Regions from separate parts of the Homo sapiens genome. Here region 1 is linked to region 2. Evidence: chromatin loops called from intact Hi-C (ENCODE). Cell type or tissue: HCT116. All regions are shown on one strand. Each heading gives the region's core, and the rest is flanking DNA. Links, peaks and the distances in the headings are about the cores only. Region 1 has its middle 9.8 kb from the start of URAD. Region 2 has its middle 180 kb from the start of USP12-AS1.

Region 1 (5,389 bases), core at 274-5,273, 1.1 Mb before region 2:
CCCTTGGTCACTAACCCACGCACCCCTCCTGGCTCTGCGCCTGGCTCGCCCTTGGCAGGTGTGGGATCTGGGCCCATATTGCAAGCTGAGCCAGACTGCTGGGCTGAGTGGGTGGAATAAGCCCAGAGGCTGCGAGCAATACTCAGGCAGAAGGCATCGCGAGCCACAAAGGTTTCCAGCTGGCAAAGCAACACCCCAAGGATCCTGTGACTCCTTCCTCACCTAACTCTTCCTCCAATCTCTCCACCATTCAGTGTTTTCTCTAAGCCACTGCCAGGTTCATCTTCCTAAAGTACTGATTTGCATATGTCGCTGCCTGCAGGGCTTCCTGGGATCTAGCAGCTAGTTCCCAGGGTCTAGCAGCAAAAGCCACACTCTCTTCCTAGCACTCCATGCACCCACAGCCTGGCCTCAGCATTGCTCAGCACTGGCTGCTTAGCCTGTCCCTCTAGCGAGTGTGTCTTGAACATTCCCACCTCTGGTTTTCCTCTCCTTGGAATGTCAACTTCTGCTCTTCCTAGTTACATCCTTGCTTCCTGACCAGACTTCAGCTCTTTCTTCTCCTTCAGGTCTTCGCCAGTTTCCGAGCCCATGAGTGACGGCTTCCTGCACTGAAATGTAAGGGCTTCTGGTCTGTATCTCAATGTAGAGCCTGCCTACCTTATGCTGTTATTTATCTTCTTAAGTAAATGTCCTGTCTTCTTAACAGGATTTTAAGAAGTTTGAAAGCAGATATGATTTATGCCAAGTTGTATGCTTAACTCTGATTTGGGTATACAGTCAAGATACAATAAGTATACATAGTCAATCACTTTTTTACCTACTCAAGTAAAAACATAAAATACGCTTGATGTTAAAAATCAAATCATTTTGACCCGGCGCAGTGGCGCAGTGGCTCACGCCTGTAATCCCAGCACTTTGGGAGGCTGAGGCAGGTGGATCACCAGGTCAGGAGTTCAAGACCAGCCTGGCCAAGACAGTGAAACCCCCTCTCTACTAAAAAATACAAAAATTAGCCAGGCGTGGTGGCAGGTGCCTGTAATCCCAGCTACTTGGGAGCCTGAGGCAGAGAATTGTTTGAACCCAGGAGACGGAGGTTGCAGTGAGCCGAGATCATGCCACTGCTCTCCAGCCTGAGCGACAGAGCGAGACTCTGTCTCAAAAAAAAAAAAAAAAATAAACTATTTTTTATTTTTACCTATAATAATAAGTGGGACCTTTTATTTGTACAACCCAAATCCCAAAATACTACTTCGGGAAAACTACTGATAAAGTTTGAGGTATTGGCTGGATGCAGTGGTTCATGCCTGTAATCTCAGCACTTTAGGAGGCGGAGATGGGAGGATCACTTGAGGCCAAGAGTTCAAGACCAGCCTGGGCAATGTGGTGAGAGACCCCCATCTCTACAGAAATTAAAAAAAAAAACGTAAAAACTAGCTGGGAGTGGTGGTGTGTATCCATAGTCCCAGCTACTTGGGAGGCTATGGTGGGAGGATTGCTCAAAGGAGTTCAAGGCTGTGGTGAGCCATGATCACACCATTGCACTCCAGCCTGGGCTACAGAGTGAGACCCTGTCTCTGAAAAAATAAAAAAGTTTGAGGTATATTTCCCCCATCTTCTTGTTAAATATATTTACATGGCAGGGCACAGTAGCTCACACCTGTAATCCCAGCACTTTGGGAAGCCGAGGCAGGTGGATCACCTGAGGTTGGGAGTTTGAGACCAGCCTGACCAACATGGAGAAACCCCGTCTCCACTAAAAATACAAAATTAGCGGGGCATGGTGGCGCATCCCTGTAAATCCCAGCTACTTGGGAGGCTGAGGCAGGAGAATCACTTGAATCCAGGAGGTGGAGGTTGTGGTGAGCCGAGATGGAGCCATTACACTCCAGCCTGGGCAACAAGAGCAAAACTCCATCTCAAAAAAATATATATATATGTATGTATATTATATACATATAAATATATATATTTATATACATATATATATGTATATACATATAAATATAAATATATATATGTATATACATATAAATATAAATATATATGTATATACATATAAATATAAATATATATATGTATATAAATATTATATATATTTATATGTATATACATATATATTTATATGTATATACATATATATTTATATGTATATACATATATATATGTATATACATATATTTATATGTATATAAATATATATTTATATGTATATAAATATATATTTATATGTATATACATATATTTATATGTATATAAATATATATTTATATGTATATAAATATATATTTATATGTATATAAATATATATAACATATATTTATATATAAATATATATATATTTTTATATATGTATATAAATATATATATTTATATGTATATAAATATATATAAATATATATAACATATATTTATGTATATATAACATATATTTATATATAAATATATATATTTATATATATATAACTGCACACACATAGTTACATATACACACACACACACATCTTTTTTATGTAAATGAAATCATACTGGCTATATTGTCAGACATGCCTTTTATTCTTTACAATGTGTCAATATTTGCCCAATATGTGTATCTGTGAAGGGCTTGTTATGTGCAGGGAACTAGATGTGTGTTATCTCATTTAATCTTCCTAACTACCTTATGAATTAGGTTCTAAACTTATACCAATTTTTTCTGAGGAAATTGAAACTTGAGCTAATAACTTGCTGTCTCCAGTCCCCTGTTAACACTTACCTTGAGATGACTGTTGGGTTCTACTATTATGTGATTTTCTGTATTTCCTTACTTTTCTTTCTTAGCTTTTTGTAATTCTCATTTTGTCTCTTTTTATCATATCTGTCTATTTTTTATTGTGGTAAAAAAACCCACATAAAATGTACAACCTCTTAAGGAGAAATGAAAATCAACTCTTATTAAACCAAATTCTTACCACAGATTCTATTTCAGTTTGGGTCAAGTTTTGTACCTGACATAACTACCTATTTTTAACACCGAGGAGGAATGCAACTTGCTGTTCCTACATAGGCTGTTGCTGCACAAGGGCAGCCCTTTCCACTAGGCCTTTGTAGTAATCTTGCCAGCAGCTGGCGCCCTAGCACTTCTTTAAAAAATTGATCTCAGGCCCTAGGCCTGACTTCGCGACTACGCCCTGCCTGCCCCTGGAAAGGCAGATTTTAAGTAGCAGAATGAAAGAAAAAGCCAATCCGCTGATTCGAAGGAAAACAACCCTCTATGCAGATAGCTTCAATTCATTTCTTCAGTATTCAGTTGGGTTTTAAAAGTTTTATTTTAAACTGACAAATAATAATTGTATCTACTTATGGGGTACAATGTGATGTTTCAATACATGTAAACATTGTGGGATGATGAAGTCAGGGTAATTAGTATATCCATCGCCTCAAATATTTATTTATTTATGATTATTATCATTTTTTGAGATGGAGTCTTGCTCTTTCGCCCAGGCTGGAGTGCAGTGGTGTGATCTCTGTTCACTGCAACCTCCGCCTCCTGGATTCAAGTGATTCTCATGGCCTCAGTCTCCCGAGTAGCTGGGATTACAGGTGTGTGCCACCACGCCCAGCTAATTTTTGTATTTTTAGTAGAGACGAGGTTTCACCATGCTGGCCAGGCTGCTCTCGAACTCCTGACCTCAGGTGATCTAATTGCCTCAGCCTTCCAAAGGGCTAGGATTACAGGTGTGAGCCACCACGCCCGGCCTCAAATATTTATTATTTATTTGTGGTGAGAACATTTAAAACCCTGTGTTTTCGCCATTTTGGAGTATACAATACATTCCTATTAACTACAGTCATTGTGTTGTACAATAGAACACCAGAGCTTATGCCTGCTGTCTAACGGAAACTTTGGACCCTTTGACAAACTTCTCCCCTCACCTCTCCCCCACATCTTGCCCGCCCCAGCCTCTGGTAACCAACATTTGACTCTACTTACATGCTTCAACTTTTTTAGATTCCACACCTAAGTGAGATCATACAATATTTGCCTGTCTCTGTCTGCCTTATTCCAATTAACACAATGTCCTCTAGATTCATCCATGTTATCATAAAGGACAGAATTTCCTGTTTTTTAAAGGCTGAGTAGACCGAGGCTGGTGGCTCATGCCTGTAATCCCAGCACTTTGGGAGGCCAAGGTGGGTGGATCACCTAAGGTCAGGAGTTTGAGACTAGCCAGGCCAACATGGCGAAATCCCATCTCTACTAAAAATACAAGAATTAGCTGGGTACAGTGGTGGGTGCCAGTAATCTCAGCTACTCTGGAGGCTGAGGCAGGAGGATTACTTGAACCTGGGAGGTGGAGGTTGCAATGAGAGGAGATCGTGCCATTGCACTCTAGCCTGGGCAACAAGAGCGAGACTCTGTCTCAGAAAAAAAATAAATAAATAAGGCTAAGTAGTTTCTATTGTGTATACATACTATATTTTAAAAATCCATTCATCTGTTGCTGGACACTGAGATTGTTTTTATATCTTGGCTATTGTGAATAGTGCTGCAATGAGCATGGTTGTGCAGACATCTCTTTCACATACTGATTCCAATTCTTTTGGACATATACCCAGTGGATTACTGGATCATATGGTGAGTCTATTCTTAGTTTTTTGAGGATCCTCCATACTGTCTTCCAAAATGGCTGTATTAATTTACATTCTCATCAACAGTGCATAACGGTTTCTGTCATCTTTTTATAATAGCCGATCTAACAGGTGTAAGGTGGTATTTCATTATGGTTTTAATTTGCATCTCTCTCTTTCTCTCTCTCTTCTTTCTTTTTTTTTTTTTAAGTGAAATTTTGTTCTTGTTGCCCAAGCTGGAGTGCAATGGTGCGATCTTGGCTCACTGCAACCTCTGCCTCCCGGGTTCAACCGATTCTCCTGCCTCAGCCCCCCAAGTAGCTGGGATTACAGGCGAGCACCACCAGCCTGGCTAATTTTTTGTGTTTTTAGTAGAAACAGGGTTTCACCATGTTAGCCAGGCTGGTCTCAAACTCCTGACCTCAGGGATCCACCTACCTCGGCCTCCCAAAGTGCTGGGATTACAGGCATGAGCCACCACACCCGGTCATCATCTCTCTTTTTTTTAATTTTTATTTTTTGAGACAGGGTCTCACTCTGTTGCCCAGGCTGGAGCACAGTGGTGAGATCTCAGCTTACTGCAGCCTCAACCTCCTGGGCTCAGGTAATTCTCCCACCTCAGCCTCCCAAGTACCTGGAACTACAGGCATGTGTCACCATGCCTGGCTAATTTTTTGTGTGTGTATTTTTATTAGAGATGGGGTTTCACATGTTCCCCAGGCTGGTCTTGAACTCCTGAACTCAAGCAATTTGCCTGCCTTGGCCTCCCAAAGTGCTG
Region 2 (5,389 bases), core at 201-5,200:
ACTCTCCAATAAAGCGAGCACTTTATTCCTTTCAAATAATATTCCATTCATTGTTTCCTAAAGATTAGCAATTGAAAGAGATGTCAACAATTTTCACTCTTTAAATTAAGTATAATAGGCTTTTATAGCACAGTATAAAGATATCGAAGGGAAAGGCCGCAATCAGAGCAGCTCGATGTTGCTTTTATCTATCAATACAGCCCCAATTTGACACTTGGGAGCAGAGGAAGCTTGTAAAGGGCCCACGGACCCCATAAAGCTGGTAACACTTGGATTAGTCTGACAGCTCACTTTCTGCACAGTAAAGTGATCATTTAATTAACTAATGGGGTTGTAAGCATGAAGGTTTATCTAATTAGCTCTCTTTCCCTTTGCCTCCTGGTCATTCTAGCTCTCGGTGTTTACATATTAACGGTAGCCTGGGCTGGGACCTGCCCGGGAGAAGAGCATTTTGCACAGGCCTCCCCGGGTCTCTGATTCGGCTTCTGTTGGAGGTGCTTCTGCAGAGTTGTGACATCACTGTTCCCAGAGAAAAATAGGAAAGCTTCTATACCAGATAGTTTCACAGAGGCTGCAAACATCTGCTCCTCAGGGGCTTTCTATATTGTCTGTGCACCCTTTTTTTTTTTTTTTTTTTTTTGAGACAGAGTCTTGCTCTGTTGCCCAGGCTGGAGGGCAGTGGCGTGATCTCAGCTCGCCGCAAACTCCACCTCCTGGGTTCAAGTGATTCTCCTGCCTCAGCCTTCTGAGTAGCTGGGATTACAGGTGCCCGCCACCACACCTGGCTAATTTTTGTATTTTTAGTAGCGATGGGGTTTCACCATGTTGATCAGGCTGGTCTTGAACTCCTGACCTTGTGATCCACCCACCTCGGCCCCCCAAAGTGCTGGGATTCCAGGCATGAACCACTGCACCTGGCCTGTCCGTGCACATATTAATCACATCGATTTAATAATGACCAGTGGTGCGTGTGTGCAAGCGTGAGAGTGTGTGTTCCTGTGTGCTGGGGCATCTGGGAGAGATTTTTCCCTCTGCATAGTGGCTTCACCTGTGCTGTGGACAATCACCGTCCCAAATCCACCATCATCACACACAGACTTTGCCACCCCGCCCCCCACAGTACAAATAATGAAAATACTTGTTTTTGTTTTTTTTTTGGGATGGGGGGTCTCACTCTGTCACTCAGGCTGGAGTGCAGTGGCATAATCACAGCTTACTGTAGCCTCACCCCATGGGCTCAATGATCCTCCCAACTCAGCCTCCCAAGAATCTGGGACTACAGGCTCATGCCATTGGGCCTGGTTGATACTTTTGATAGGGTGTGCCTTTCTACCTGCCCTTGACTAGACATGGAACTAGGCAGCCCTGTGTATAGGAATTCTTAATCCTGGCTCCCAGCATGAAGGGCCAGGATTCCTTACACAGCCCTGGATTCCTTGGGGCCTTCCTCAGGGGAAATCAAAATTGCAGCTGAGAAAGGTCACCTTGACTGCAGAGCCTACCTCCTTTTTACAGGGCCCCAGGGGCCATTGAGCCTGGAGGGGCCAGTGTGTGACTCCAGGGCCTAGAGACACTGGAGGGACCACCCTGAGCTTCCAGAGGGTGAGGGGTGAGGGGTGTCATCTGCTCTGACAACAGTGCCGGAGGGAACAAAAGCGCTCAATGGAAGCATCACCCTGTAGACCTAACTGCTAGTTTTCATCCAGAGGACAGCAGTGGGGTGGACGCAGGCCCGGTGAGGGGCCCATTCCAGAGGTCAGTCCTAATGGAAGCTCTCAGCACCTTTTGACTCAAGCTATTACCCAAATGTGAATTTTGGTGACTCCTGTACTCATCCAGAGTGGCCCTCAGCCACCTGGATCTGAGCTGCTGAGCAGCAGGGTGGCCAGAAGCTTCGAGAGGAGCGGGGTCAGCAAAGGGTGGGGAGGGATGTTTTGGGCTGGTGGGCCTGTGCCCACCCTTCTCCAGACACCCTCTTCCCCTCCCGCTTCTCTGCCTCATTCTGGGAGTGACCATCTCATCTGAGGACTTTTCAATGCTCCCCCAAAAAATGATTCTGAAAATTTTTAAAAGTAACTTACTTTTTAAATATTGTGGTAAAATATACATCACATAAACTTTACCAATTTTAACCATTTTTAAGTGCACCAGTGACATTAAATACATTCACATCATCACCACTATCTACAGAACTCTTTCATCTTGCAAAACTGCAACTGTCCTCGTTAAACAACTCCCCGCTCTTTCCCCCAGCCCCTGCAACCACCATTCTACTTTCTGTCTCTATGAGTTTGGCTACTCTAAATACCTCATATGAGTAGAATCATACAATATTTTTCCTTTTGCACTGGTTTATTTAATTTAGCATAATGTCCTCAAGGTTCACCCATGTAGTAGCATGTGTCAGAATTTCCTTCCTTTTTAAGGCTGAATCATGTTCCATTGCTTGTATGAACCATATCATGCTTATCCATTTTTCTGTTGAAACCATCAAAATGCAATCTTTGCTTTCATTCTTGAATAGTTTTCCCATCACATTTTTGGTAAGAAGGTTTAATAAAGAAGGGCTATTTAATCCTAAGCATGATTCCTTCTCATTTAGCTAATACTTTAATAGTTATTTTATAATAATTGATTCATGGCAGGGTGTGGTAGTGCATGCCTGTAATCCCAGCACTTTGAGAGGCCGAAGCGGGTGGATCACCTGAGGTCAGGAGTTTGAGACCAGCCTGGCCAACATGGTGAAACGCTGTCTCCACTAAATACAAAAAATTAGCTGGGCGTGGTGGTGCATGCTTATAATCCCAGCTACTTGGGAGGCTGAGGCAGGAGAATTGCTTGAACCCTGGAGTTGGAGGTTACAGTGAGCCGAGCTCATGCCATTGCACTCCAGCCTGGGCAACAAGAGTGAAACTCCGTCTCAAAAAAAAAAAAAATTGATTCAAATACAATTCAAGCCTAGTGTTCTCAGAAGGGCAGGAAACTAGCATCACTTCATTTACACCTCTTATGAAGAGGAGCTGAGGACAGGGCCTTGTGTTAAGAATTTGAGTAGGACGACACTGTCATCTTGTGGCTATTTGTACCAATAGCAACTTCATCCTAAAGCTAGGATTAGTAATTTCTGTACACAGGGTTACACAGGGATCCATTTCTGGTCAAGCGTAGGTAAAAAGTCATGCTCTATCAAAAGTATTTTATACTACTTGGGGGACTAGAGTCAGCATTGTGCCCTGAAGTGATAGAGGCCATGGCAGATACAGTCTTTGTTCCCTTTGCCTGTCCCAGACCCTGCTGCTCAGAGGAAGCTGTGGCAGGGGACATTGGCAGGAGAGTTAATTACTATTCATCTTACCCACGGACACAATGAGGACACATCTGAGCCTAGAGTGTGTTCTCCAACTGTCTTTAGTTTAAGAAGGTCTTTGGGGCAGGAATCTCTCTCCTTTCTTTCTTCCTCCCCTTCTTTCCTTCCTTCCTTTTCTCCTTCTCTTCCTTCTTTCTCTTCTTCATAACTGCTTCATTGAGATGTAATTCATATGCCAGTGAACTCGCCTGTTTAGAGTGTACAATTGAATAGTTTTTAGCTCTTATATTCACAGAGTTGTGCAACCATCATCACAATTTTAGAACACCCTCATCTCCTCCCAAGGAAATTCCATACCCTTCAGCCGTGACCCCTCGATCTCCCCTTCTCTCCTAGGCCCTGCCAACCACTAAGCTACTTTTTTGTCTCTGTGGATTTGCCTATCCTGGGCATTTCATATAAACAGAATCACTTGATTGTGTGGTCTTTCTTGGCTGGCCTTTTTCGTTAGCTTAGTGTTTTCAAGGCCCATCTATGTTTTATCATGTATTAGTATTTCTTTCCTTTTTACTGCTGAATATATTCCTTTGTATGAATGTGCTACATTTTATTTATGCACTCGTCAGTTGATAGACATTAGAGCTGTTTTTACTTTTTGGCAATTTTGAATAATGCTGCTATGAACGTTCATGTGCAAGTTTTTGTGTGAGCCTGTTTTCATTTTTTGTGTGTGCATATACCTAGGAATGGAATTACTGGGTCAAATGTTAACTACGTTTAATATTTTGACGCTTCTTTCCCCACATTGTCACCAGCTGTTGTTGTCATTTTTAATCTGACCATCCTGTAGGTGTGAAGAGGTAGCTCATTATGATTTGATTCACATTTCCCTGATGGCTAATGATGTTGAGCATGTTTTCATGTATTTGCTGGGCATTTGTGTATTTTCCATGGAGAAATGCCTAGCCATGTCTTCTGCTCATTTTAGAATCAAGTGGTTCCTCTTCTTGTTATTGAGTTGCAAAGAGTTCTTTACAATTCCCTTATCAGATATATGATACAATCCCATTATCAGATATATGATTTGCAAAATTTTTCTTCCTTTCAATAGGTGTCTTTTCATTTTCTTGATGGTGTCCTTTGAAGGACAAATGTGTTAATTTTGATGAAGTCCAATTTATCTGTTTTTCCTTTTGTTGTTCATACTTTAGGTCTCATATCTAAGAAGCCTTTGCCAAATCAAAGGTCATGAAGATTTAGTCATATGCTTTCTTCAAAGAGTTTTACAGTTGTATCACTTACATTTAGGTCTTTGATCCCTTTTGAGTTGTGTGTGTGTGTGTGTGTTTGTGTATGTGTATGGTGTGGGATAAATGTACATCTTCATTCTTTTGCATATGGATATTCATTTGTTGTAGCACAATTTGTTGAAAACACCATTCTTTGCTCTACTGAATTGTTTTGAAATTCTTGATGAAAATCAATTAACTGTAATTGTGAGGCTTTATTTATGGACTGTCAGTTCCTTTTCATTGACCTTTATGTCTAGCTTTATACCAGTACCACTTTGTCTTGATTGCTATAGCTTTGCAGTAAGTTTTGAAATAAGGAATTGAATTGTGAGCCCTTCAACTCAGTTCTTCTTTTCAAGATTGTTTTTGTTATTCTGGGTCCTTCGAATTTCCATATAAATTTTAGGATTGGCTTTTCAATTTTTGCACAGAAGTCAGCTGGGATTTTGATAGAGATTGCACTGACTCTGTAGATCACTTTGGCGAGTATTGTCATCTTGACAATATTAAGTCTCTTGATCCATGACTATGGGATGTCTTTCCATATATTTAGATCTTCTTTAAGTTTTAAAATTGTTTTTATCATTTCATTTTTTATTGTTCATTGCAAATGTATAGAAATACAATTTATTTTTGCCTCTTATCTTGTATCCTGCTGCTTGGCTGAACTCATTTATTAGTCTGATTAGTTTTTAGTTGATTTTTTAGAATTTCCTGTATACAAGATCATGTAATCTGTGAACAGAGATGGCTATATTTCTTACCCTCCAATTGCTTTTATTTGATTTTC

Evidence for each region. A loop is a pair of places that touch in the nucleus more often than their neighbours do. Peaks named below come from ENCODE experiments on the same cell type or tissue, not always from the same donor. Only the 100,000 strongest peaks of a DNase experiment are listed, where the experiment ranks them.
Region 1: a loop joins it to region 2, with 3 times the contacts of the local background. A loop is called at or near these places in 9 of 110 quality-filtered maps.

What each region holds. Positions count from the first base shown.
Region 1 is chr13:27,995,815-28,001,203 of GRCh38, reverse strand. No RefSeq gene overlaps it. Among named protein-coding and RNA genes, the nearest start is that of URAD, 9.8 kb to the right of the region's middle. In HCT116, for the core only: a CTCF peak has its summit at 3,107 (motif pointing right); a DNase peak (open chromatin) is centred at 3,093; H3K27ac peaks cover 257 bases.
Region 2 is chr13:26,944,812-26,950,200 of GRCh38, reverse strand. No RefSeq gene overlaps it. Among named protein-coding and RNA genes, the nearest start is that of USP12-AS1, 180 kb to the left of the region's middle. In HCT116, for the core only: a CTCF peak has its summit at 3,080 (motif pointing left); a DNase peak (open chromatin) is centred at 3,040.